Regions from separate parts of the Homo sapiens genome. Here all the other regions are linked to region 3. Evidence: chromatin contacts called from ENCODE Hi-C or POLR2A ChIA-PET data. All regions are on one chromosome and are shown on one strand. Each heading gives the region's core, a stretch centred on a gene start or an enhancer-like site at or near the end of the contact. The rest is flanking DNA. Distances are from core to core; before and after follow the strand shown. Region 1 holds the start of TBXAS1 (thromboxane A synthase 1). Region 2 overlaps TBXAS1 (thromboxane A synthase 1). Region 3 overlaps HIPK2 (homeodomain interacting protein kinase 2).

What was found. A loop is a pair of places that touch in the nucleus more often than their neighbours do. ChIA-PET counts read pairs that join two places held with the same protein, here RNA polymerase II (POLR2A). Pooled maps may share reads with other maps.
Region 1: a loop to region 3 is called in a pooled map, with 3 times the contacts of the local background. The contact joins the promoter of TBXAS1 here to the enhancer-like site in region 3. A Hi-C loop is called at or near these places in 7 of 50 pooled maps. POLR2A ChIA-PET finds 5 or more read pairs at or near these places in 5 of 52 experiments (OCI-LY7, T-cell, activated CD4-positive, alpha-beta T cell and 2 more).
Region 2: a loop to region 3 is called in a pooled map, with 2.5 times the contacts of the local background. The contact joins two enhancer-like sites. A Hi-C loop is called at or near these places in 2 of 50 pooled maps. POLR2A ChIA-PET finds 5 or more read pairs at or near these places in 6 of 52 experiments (AG04449, GM10248, OCI-LY7 and 3 more).

The regions. Positions count from the first base shown.
Region 1 is chr7:139,827,600-139,830,885 of GRCh38, reverse strand. It overlaps TBXAS1 (thromboxane A synthase 1), which reads right to left and starts at 1,622. Exons shown (of 13, transcript NM_001061.7): 1 at 1,407-1,622. The coding sequence starts at 1,495. RefSeq lists an enhancer at 750-1,949.
Region 2 is chr7:139,897,050-139,900,105 of GRCh38, reverse strand. The region is part of intron 3 of TBXAS1 (thromboxane A synthase 1); the gene reads right to left. Among named protein-coding and RNA genes, the nearest start is that of TBXAS1, 69 kb to the right of the region's middle. Within about 2 kb of position 1,461, at least 2 of the 41 ENCODE cell types and tissues checked have a DNase peak (open chromatin) inside an H3K27ac peak, as active enhancers do.
Region 3 is chr7:139,671,646-139,674,935 of GRCh38, reverse strand. All of the region lies in intron 2 of HIPK2 (homeodomain interacting protein kinase 2), which reads left to right. Among named protein-coding and RNA genes, the nearest start is that of HIPK2, 100 kb to the left of the region's middle. RefSeq lists a silencer at 2,031-2,180. Within about 2 kb of position 2,040, at least 5 of the 41 ENCODE cell types and tissues checked have a DNase peak (open chromatin) inside an H3K27ac peak, as active enhancers do.

The DNA.
Region 1 (3,286 bases), core at 373-2,872, 160 kb before region 3:
TGTAAAAAAGTGTCCGCTTTGAGAACCACAGTCAGAGCATAGCTATTGATGAGATTAATATGAATAAGCACATTAGTAAGAAATTAAAAATAAACCTAAACCACTAAAGACTTATTTTCTTTTAGGTTACATAGATGATAGATGGTTAATTATAGTGGCTGACATCGACTAAGCACTTTCTGCATGTCAGACACTGTGCTTCGGGCTTCCCGGAGCATAAAAACACATTGAGATGGATTATTGGGGGCTGGGGGTAGGGAAGGAGCTACCATTTGCTCTTGGTTTTACATGTGGCCAGTTTCAATCCAAGGTAAGCTACAATGAGATAAAAAAGTTCAAAAAAAAAATTAAACCAGTTAAAAAGAAAAACAGCACTGGGACTGAGGCTGGGTTTCAGAGCCAATTTCCAAGAAGTAATTTCATCATCATAGAACATCAAACGTGAATTCCACTCTCAGCTATGCAAATTCCAAAAGAATAATACCTCACATTTGCATAATGCTTGATGCTTTTCAAAGTGCTTTCCCAGTTATTAATCTAGAGAAGGCTTTATTACTACTGAAAACATAAATTAAAATTCTGTTCGGACTCCAGTCCTCCATTATTTTTTCCACTCACTTTGCCCTCAAAAGCCAGAGCCATCTAAATCCAGGTGCTTTTGATTGAATGGGTAACTCTAATAAGTTTAACTGACAGGGCGAATATGCATAAATGTAGCATATTATGAGGCCTTCGACCTACAGACACCAGAGTCAGCCTTAGGAAAATTTGCTGTTGAATTAACAAAACCACAGGGGAGCAACTCGGAGTTCAAGTTTGAGATCCTTTCAGGGTCTCAAATTTTGTAGGAGCTGCACACACTATGTTCATCAGAATCCATCTCCCTCTATCAACTATGAGAAATTAGATCTACCACTTTGTCCTTAACCCTACAGAAATCCCCCTCAATGACTTCCTGCAAAGAGGCCCACATTTGCCAAACAGCTCCTACGTCTTGTTTTGTTTTGAATGTAATATGAACCAAGAGGCTGAATTCACTGTAAATCCAACAAGGACAGAGGATTTTAGAAAAATGAGGTGAGGAGATATGACGGGGTTCAAGGAAATGCTTCTACCCAAACCTAATGCCTTTCCAATTTGTTTCTTTTTCCATCTCTTTCAAACTTAATTATGTGTAGCGTTCTCAGTCACTGAATCACCAGCCTTTCCTGACACTTCAATCTCATGCATTTTAGCAAAAGATTAACCTGGCTGTTTGCTTTTAATTCTGAAGCTGTGTTAATACTCACTCCCGCTAGATTAGAAAAGAAGAAAAACACACTCCCACATACCCCGCCATGGCACCAGCAAGGCTCCAGGGTGAGACGGCTGACGCTGTCACAGTCCCTAGGGCTGGCTGCACTTACCATTTCAGGAGGGCCAAGAGAGCCACTGACAGGGCCACCGTCACCATGGGGCCATTCACTTCCAATTTTAGAAACCCCAAGGCTTCCATCATTCCTCTGAGACCCCAGAGTGGTGGTCTTCCAGATGAGACAGGAGGCTGATCTCGCCGCCCTTATGGGAACCGTGCTCTGCAGGTAGAAAAGGGAACAGGCAACCAAGCAAACATCACATGGAGTGGGCCCCCACAATGTGCTCTTTCTCAGAGTGTCTCCCTATAAAGAGGAAGGAAGAGGAGGGCACAACAAAGGGTTTCAGTGTAAAGGAATGAATCAGCAACTTTATTCCTTGATGACTGCACTGTCAATAAACATTTATATTAACTTCCTCAGAGAAGAAAAGCAAACTTCCCCATGTTTGCTGAGAAACAAAATGGTTGTAACCACGGACTTGTACTCTGAGAGGAAGTCTTCAAAGAGAGACTCTTCTCCAAAATGTCTATCTATATCTATCTCTATGTCTATATCTATATCTATATCTACATCCATCTATAATTTTTTAAATTCACAATTAAGTGAAGATACATGTCAAGAGATTCTGAATATCCCAGAAAAATACAGGACCAGACGCCAGCCTGATCAAAATGCTGGCTGCTTTGAGGACAACCATCCCACCAAGTCCATTAGTTGCTGGGTCTGAGGACCTGTCTGAGTGTCTGGCTGTTGGAGCAAAGCAAAGATCCCGATTGGGGTCAGTGTTCTCATGGTGAGTTGGAGGGCTTCTCAAGTGTTTGAAGGCAGATCCGTAGGCTCATATATGGGTCCTTTGTTCTAGCTTTGAGCTTATCTGACTAAAGTGGACAGAGAGATGGAGGGGATCATAGTGGCTGGGTGGCAGGACTAGATTGCAGCTTCAGACAGAGCAGCATCTGGAGGCTTCCATGGTGAATTTTAGCTCCAGATCAACTGCAAGAAAAAACCAGCAATCCCAAAAGGACCCACAGACTCTCTGAAGGAACCAGACTGCTCCTGCAGGACCCAGAAGACACTCCAAATACTGTGAGTGCCCCATTTGCGGAAGTGGGAAAGGGAGACCCTCCTCTCCCAACACAATCCCCCAATATTGAATGGGAGAAATATTCAATGAAATAGCTTAAAGAAAAAATAATTGAAAATTCAGGAAACTTTGGACACACTTTTAGAAATGTGAAATGCTCTGGAAAGTCTCAGCAATAGAATTGAACAAGTAGAAGAAAGAAAATCAGAGCTCAAAGACAAGGTCTTCAAATTAACCCAATTCAACAAAGACAAAGAAAAAAGAATAAGAAAATATGAACAAAGCCTCCAAGAAGTCTGGGATTATGTTAAATGACCAAACCTAAGAATAATTGGTGTTCCTGAGGAAGAAGAGAATTCTAAAAGCTTGGAAAACATATTTGGGGGAAGAATCAAGGAAAACTTCTGCAGCCATCTAGAGACCTAGACATCCAAATACAAGAAGTACAAAGAACACATGGGAAATTCATTGTAAAAAGATCTTTGCCTCAGCACATTGTCATCAGGTTATCCAGAGTTGAGACAAAGGAAAGAATCTTAAGAGCTGTGAGACAGAAGAACCAGGTAACCTGTAAAGGAAAACCAATCAGATGAACAGCAGATTTCTCAGCAGAAAACCTACAAGCTGGAAGGGATTGGGGCCCTGTCTTCCGGCTCCTCAACAAACCAATTATCAGCCAAGAATTTTGTATCCAGTGAAACTAAGCACCATATATGAAGGAAAGATACAGTCATTTTCAGACAAACAAATCCTGAGAGAATTCGTCATTACCAAGCCACCACTACAAGAACTGGTAAAAGGAGTTCTAAATCTTGAAACAAATCCTGGAAACACATCAAAACAGAAC
Region 2 (3,056 bases), core at 212-2,711, 230 kb before region 3:
CCTTTGAGATTAACAACAATCGTTAGCATTTATTTTGAGGGTTTACTATTGACCAGGCTTCATTCTAAGTGCATTGCCTGTATTTCCTCATGTAATTCTCATAGAAAATGGATGAGGACATTATTTTATCCACTTTTCAGAATAAGAAACTGAGACTTAGAGAGGCAAAGTCACTTGCCCAAGACAGGGACTTGACCCCAGCCCAGGTCCTTGGTGGTGAGCATGCTGTCATCTATTCCAGTGACTGCTCTTAGCTCGGGTGGCCTGTCTTTGAACCCGCTCCAGTGCTGGGTAGGTGTGCAAGGGAAAGCAGGCAGGCTCCCAGCTGTGCAGACTGTGGCTTTCAAAGGTGGAGATTTAGAGCATATTCTTGCTTAATGGACCAGAAAACCCCCAGCCCAATTAAAGAGGTAAGGCCTTGGTTCACTCTAATCCAAACTTACATATAGACTCCTTTCCGGGCAAGAAATTCTTAACCAGTTATTCATCTACATTTAGCTATGCAATTAAGAATTCACTTATTCAACTCCAAAGCACCTGGTTGAAGAGAAAATGTAGGCAAATCAGTGAAGTATTGTGTAGACAAAAATAACCACTTGTTTGACTTGTTTAATTAGTGGTTTTCTCTCTTTTTTGAAACTGACCAGTCAGTTAAACCAAAATAGTTCACAGCCGCCTTCTGGGAACTTAAGTAGAATAGACTGTTGGGATTAGCCTGGGGGCTGCCTGGCCTTGTTCCAGAAGGCCTGCCCCTGTTAGGGGTGACCGAGCTATAGACTGTTCCTGGTGGTGGTGGGCAGGGGGTCACCTACAGGCACCGACATGAAAAAATGTCCAAATGACCCAGCCAAATGGAAAAGCACATTGTAAAATAGTATGGGGAGCTCTGTTAATAAATTATAGTCGGTCTTTCTATTAACTAGTCCCTTCAGAAAGCATTTATTGAGCACATACTCTGTGTCAGACCCCTGGCTTACAGGGCATAGATCTGGAGCAGGAAATTATGGGGCACTGTCCTTTTCATCTTATCTATTCCTTGAACGTTCAGTGTTTTATAATGAGCGCATGTGACTTCTGCAATGAAAAAAAAAAAGGAGAGGGAGAATTTGTCACTGGATTGGTCCCCCGAGACTGTCAGAGGCAGAGTGGCGGCTGGCAGTGCCACAGTTGCAGGTGTCAGAGAGTCTTAGGAACTTGGGCTCAAGGCTTTGTCCTGTAATTTAACAGCTGTATCACCTTGAGCAAATCAACCTTCTTGAAACTGTTCCTATGATTAAAGAGACCGTTATGAGGTCAGATGAGAATAGTTTGTCCGAACAGTAAAGTTTAATGAAAATGCTGGTCATGGTCACCTTCCATGGGCCACACCCTGCTGCTGCCACTTTGTCAGGGACGAGGAAGCTGAGCGAGGAAGTGCCCCAACGGGGCATCAGGAGGCCCCTGACAGGAGCCCAACACCCCCCACATCAGCAGAAGGAACAGAAAGGCATGCACAGGCCGGGCGTAGTGGCTCACGCCTGTAATCCCAGCACTTGCGGATCACCTGAGGTCAGGATTTTGAGACCAGCCTGGCCAACATGGCGAAACCCCGTCTCTACTAAAAGTACAAAAATTGCGCCATTGCTTTCCAGCCTGGGTGACAAGAGCAAGACTCTGTCTCAAAAAAAAAAAAAAAAAAAAAAAAAAAAAAAAGCCATGCACGTTGGGAAACTTCTGATTTTCAGGTAGAACTGATGAGGGCTTTCAGCTCCTCTGACAACTGCTAAATGCCAAGCATCTGAGAACTTCTTGTCTCCGTGACAGTTTTATTTCCCAGCAGGCTGAGGATGCTAACAGGGTAGCTGCTGTCCTACCCTCAAGTCTGACCTTTGCCATGGAATGTCCATGTGGAAGCGGCAGGAGGCTCAGTGAGGAAAGGGGTAGACGCTACTGCAGATCACAGTTGTGAGTGTCTGAGATGCTCAACTTCCAGAAAGTTCAGAGAAAGTTAAGGAGAAGTCCAGTGCTGGGAGTACCTGGGCATTTGACTCACAGGCGCTCCTCCGGGGCTGGATGGTCCACAGGGTGCCATGGAGAAAGCAGGGTCCCCAGAGTCCTGGGGCTCTGTCCCTGCTTGGCTCATGGAGTGTCTTTCCCTTTTGGGTCAGCTCTCCCGTCTGTCATTAGAGCAAGAGGCTTGAGTCAGCTGAATGACAGAGCAGACTCAGCTACCAGGGAGAGTTTTCTTGAGGAGCCAGTGACACAGTCATAGGCCATGGAGTCTGGAGTTGCTTTCCCAGGGCTCCTGTCTGTCACTCTGAGCAGGGTCAGGCAACATCTGCCCATGTTACCCTCAGAGTACTCATGCCTGGGGTCCACCCTGAATTCACAGAGCCCTGCAGAGATCAATGGACCGAACCAGCGCTTTCTCAGCCCCTCCCCTTTCAGGAGTTTGTAGAGCCTGTTCAGCAACTTTCTTTTGCCCTTTTCAGGCTGGTACAATCCCTGGTCCTCTTCCTGGCCAGACTTTGGACCTCCCACTCAGAGGTTTCTGTCTCCATCATTCTGACCTGCTGCTTGTCCACATGTGGGCCCCAACTCCACTTATCCACCTAGGACTTGGTAAAGTGCAAATCTGAGTATGCTGCTTCTTTACTGAACACCCTTCAATGGTTTGCCAAGTCTTTAGCATGTGGCACATGATGTCCTTCACACCCTGCTCCCTGCCTTGTTCTTTGGCCTTGTGCCTCCTTATTCCCCCCGCCTGCCTGCCCCCGGTCCCCCTCCCCACCCCACCGCCAAGAGCCAATCCTGATCATACCGACTGAAACCCTCCATGATCTCTCACTCCCATGCCTTTGCACATGCTGTTCCCCCTGCCTTGCCTGGAACGGCTCCTCTTTTCTTGCCTGGTTGACTCCTAGTGGTTCTCTAGTAATTGTAATTTTTTTCCTGACTGTCTTTCTGCTCGTTTGTGAGTGGTGGAAACACATCTTGTCTTCTTATCTTTGATGTCTAGTGTTCATTATGGTGTTAAGCATGCAGTGGGAATTCCATGATGTCAACGCAGTGTGCTG
Region 3 (3,290 bases), core at 791-3,290:
AGATGGCTGTTCCAGAGAAGAGCCAGGGTGGATGGCAGGAAGCGGCAGCTGGGATGGAACCTCCAGTCCATATGTGGCACCTCTTTTACATCTTCATCGTAAGCGCTACCAGGAGTTTGAAATGCAAAAGTTTTAGAAATATAAACCAGGCTTTACTTAGTAATATTCATTAATGACCTAAACCAAGAGAGAATCTCCTACTTAATGAAGTGATTAATTAGCTCTGGGAATTGAAGTCGAAAACAGAAGACTAATTGATTAATAGATTACTGTGTTCATTTTTCTTCCTTTCGTGGAAAGGAGCCAGAATTTGGTCCATGCCAGGTTTGCTGCTTTGGGCTAGCACCATGCTGCCTGGAATCTGTTCTCGCCTTTCCCACGTAGCCTGTCTGCTTCCCATCCTCATGCCTTTCTTCCTGCCCTCTCCACAGGTGGAAGGCCTTCCGTTTAAAACCTTGCTCTTTCAGGCTCAGCACGCATCTCATCCCCAGGATGGATTTGCGCTCTTCTGACACTACCGAGCTCTCCTTTAAGTCACCGTTTTACCTAATCAATACCATACGGCTTAGCATTTAATTTTTCTTATTGCTTTATGTGTGGAATAATGGAAAAGAATTAAAAGATTGAAAAACCAAACACCCACCTCACTCCACATTAGGTGTGTCAAATCTGAGCTGATGAGAGGCCTTCCCCACCACAGCTCTGAGCACCAAATGAGATGATGTAGGGAAGATTCCTTATAAACTAAAAAGTGCCGCACAACATTTAGTTATTGGCACCGTCTTTTTTATATATTAATCTTAACTTCTCTACTATATTTGTAATTAAAATCTCCAGCCAAAAGTCAGCAAATTTTTCTTTTTTTTTTTTTTGAGACAGTCTCACTCTGTCATCCGGGCTGAAGTGCAGTAGGCTCATCTCACTGCAACCTCTGCCTCCTCAGCTCAAACGATTGTTCTGCCTCAGCCTCCCGAGTTGCTGGGACTACAGGCGTAGTCTGCAGTCTGCCTAGCTAATTTTTTTTTTTTTTTTTTTTTTTTTTTTTTTTTTAGTACAGATAGGGTTTCACCATGGTGGCCAGGCTGGTCTTGAACTCCTGACCTCAAGTGATCCACCTGGCTCACCCTCCCAAAGTGCTGGGATTACAGATGTGAGCCACCACGCCCTGTCCAAAGTCAGCAAATTTTTTAACATTCCTTAGGAATGGGCTTTGCTCTGTGCCAATTTTAAAAAGTCAGACTTCTTCAGGTTACCTACCATCACTGTAGGTAGAAGGATAGGGAAGACCCCACATGAAACAGTTAGAGAACTTACATGATAATGGTAAGCACCTGGTGTCAGCCCAGTCTCTACGTCCCTCCTCACAGCTCCCTCAGCCCCTGGGAGTCCTCACACAGATGGCCTATGACAGCCCTCAGCCTCCAGGGGCTTCCCCAACCCACTTAGTGTTACAAAAAGAGGCAGAAGCTGATCAGAGAGGAGGTTGGGGGAATTTGGCCGTATGCTCAGAGGCATTGGTAGCTAAGTGACTTTTTCCCAGACAGGCTGGTCTCCTGTAAGAGAGAGAGAGAACTGACAGATTATGCGAGAGAATGCGGCTCCGCCACCATCAAGGTCAGAAGCCTGCCCCTACTCTCATTATGTGTTGCTAGCCAACACACTCCTTCAGTTTGTTTCCAGCTGATCATCTTTCTGTCTTCTGCATTCCCAGTTCGTAATCTGCACTCTCTTCTCTCTCCACGGGCCCCAGAGCAGATGGGTCACTTCTTTTGGTTTCAAATACAATTTAGTGGCCATCTTCCCTCCCATCTTTTTCATTAAAAAAAAAAAAAAAGTTCTAACCACTGCTTTTCTAATCACCACTGTTCTAGCCACTAGGACTTTCTGTCCTCCACAAATCTATTGCTGTTAAAATATTTGTTTTGATTGTTCCAGGTGGTAAATGTTACCTTATGGGCTTTGTTCCAGCTCGCATTACTTTTTGCAAGGAGGATACTAAGTTCTAAAACATTGAGTCATACCATGACTGAGAATAGTGAAAGTGCAAATTCTTTATTAATACAGAAGTTAAAGATGAGGTAGTCATGTAGAAGACAACCTGCGATGATTAAATAAACTATGATTCTGGTTCAGTGATTCTAATTAATCACCAGAAGTGAATAAAAATGTTACTTGTGGCCAGGCGCGGTGGCTCATGCCTGTAATCCCAGCACTTTGGGAGGCTGAAGCGGGTGGATCACCTGAGGTCAGGAGTTCGAGACCAGCCTGGCCAACATGGCGAAACCCCATCACTACTGAAAATACAAAAAATTAGGCGGGCGTGGTGGCAGCGCCTGTAGCTACTCAGGAGGCTGAGGCAGGAGAATCACCTGAACCCAGGAGGCAGAGGTTGCAGTGAGCCGAGATCGCGCCATTGCACTCCAGCTGGAGCTACAAGAGCGAAACTCCATCTCAAAAAAAAAAGTTACTTGTAATTATTTTTTTTGAAGTCTTCATGTTCTAAGTCAAGACTTAAACTGACCATTTTTTTTACAAATAGTTAATGGTTACTTGGTATGACATATTTAGAACTTACCCAGTAGTTTTTATCATCTTGACTGGTCCTCGCTATGAAAGATATTTTATAATTTCATGCCAACTTACATAAATGTAGCATTTGATTTTCAGGTAACTAAATCACTAGCTAATCAATTCTACTTATCTTCAAGTGTTATGAGGTAGATGTAAATTCCGTGAGGGCAGGGAGTCATCTGTAGGCGAATCATCTGTTTTATTCCCTGCATTATCTTTAGCATCTAAATCAGTGTTCAGCATACACTGTGGTCACTAGATAAATATTGAACAATGAATGAGTAAGCTATAGACATAAACTATAAGAAACTCATAAAAATCTTTTATAAAAATCTAGAATCATATAATGTTAAACTTCAGATGTATCTTTTTAAACCAGAGGTATAAGTAGCAAACAAATGGGAGGAATTAAAAAATTCTTTGCCTTGAATCTGAACTATCACATTCAAGGCTTAGATTTTAGTGATGACCATTTCTCATAAATGCATTAAAGTCACTTCATTAAAACTTGATTCTCAGCCGGGTGCAGTGGCGCACACCTATAATCCCAGCACTTTGGGAGGCCGAGGCAGGCAGATCACCTGAGGTCGTTCGAGACCAGCCTGGCCAACATGGTGAAACCCTGTCTCTACTAAAAATGCAAAAAAATTAGCTGGGGTGGTGGCGTGCGCCTGTAATCCCAGCTACTTGGAAGGATGAGGCAGGAGAATTGCTTGAAC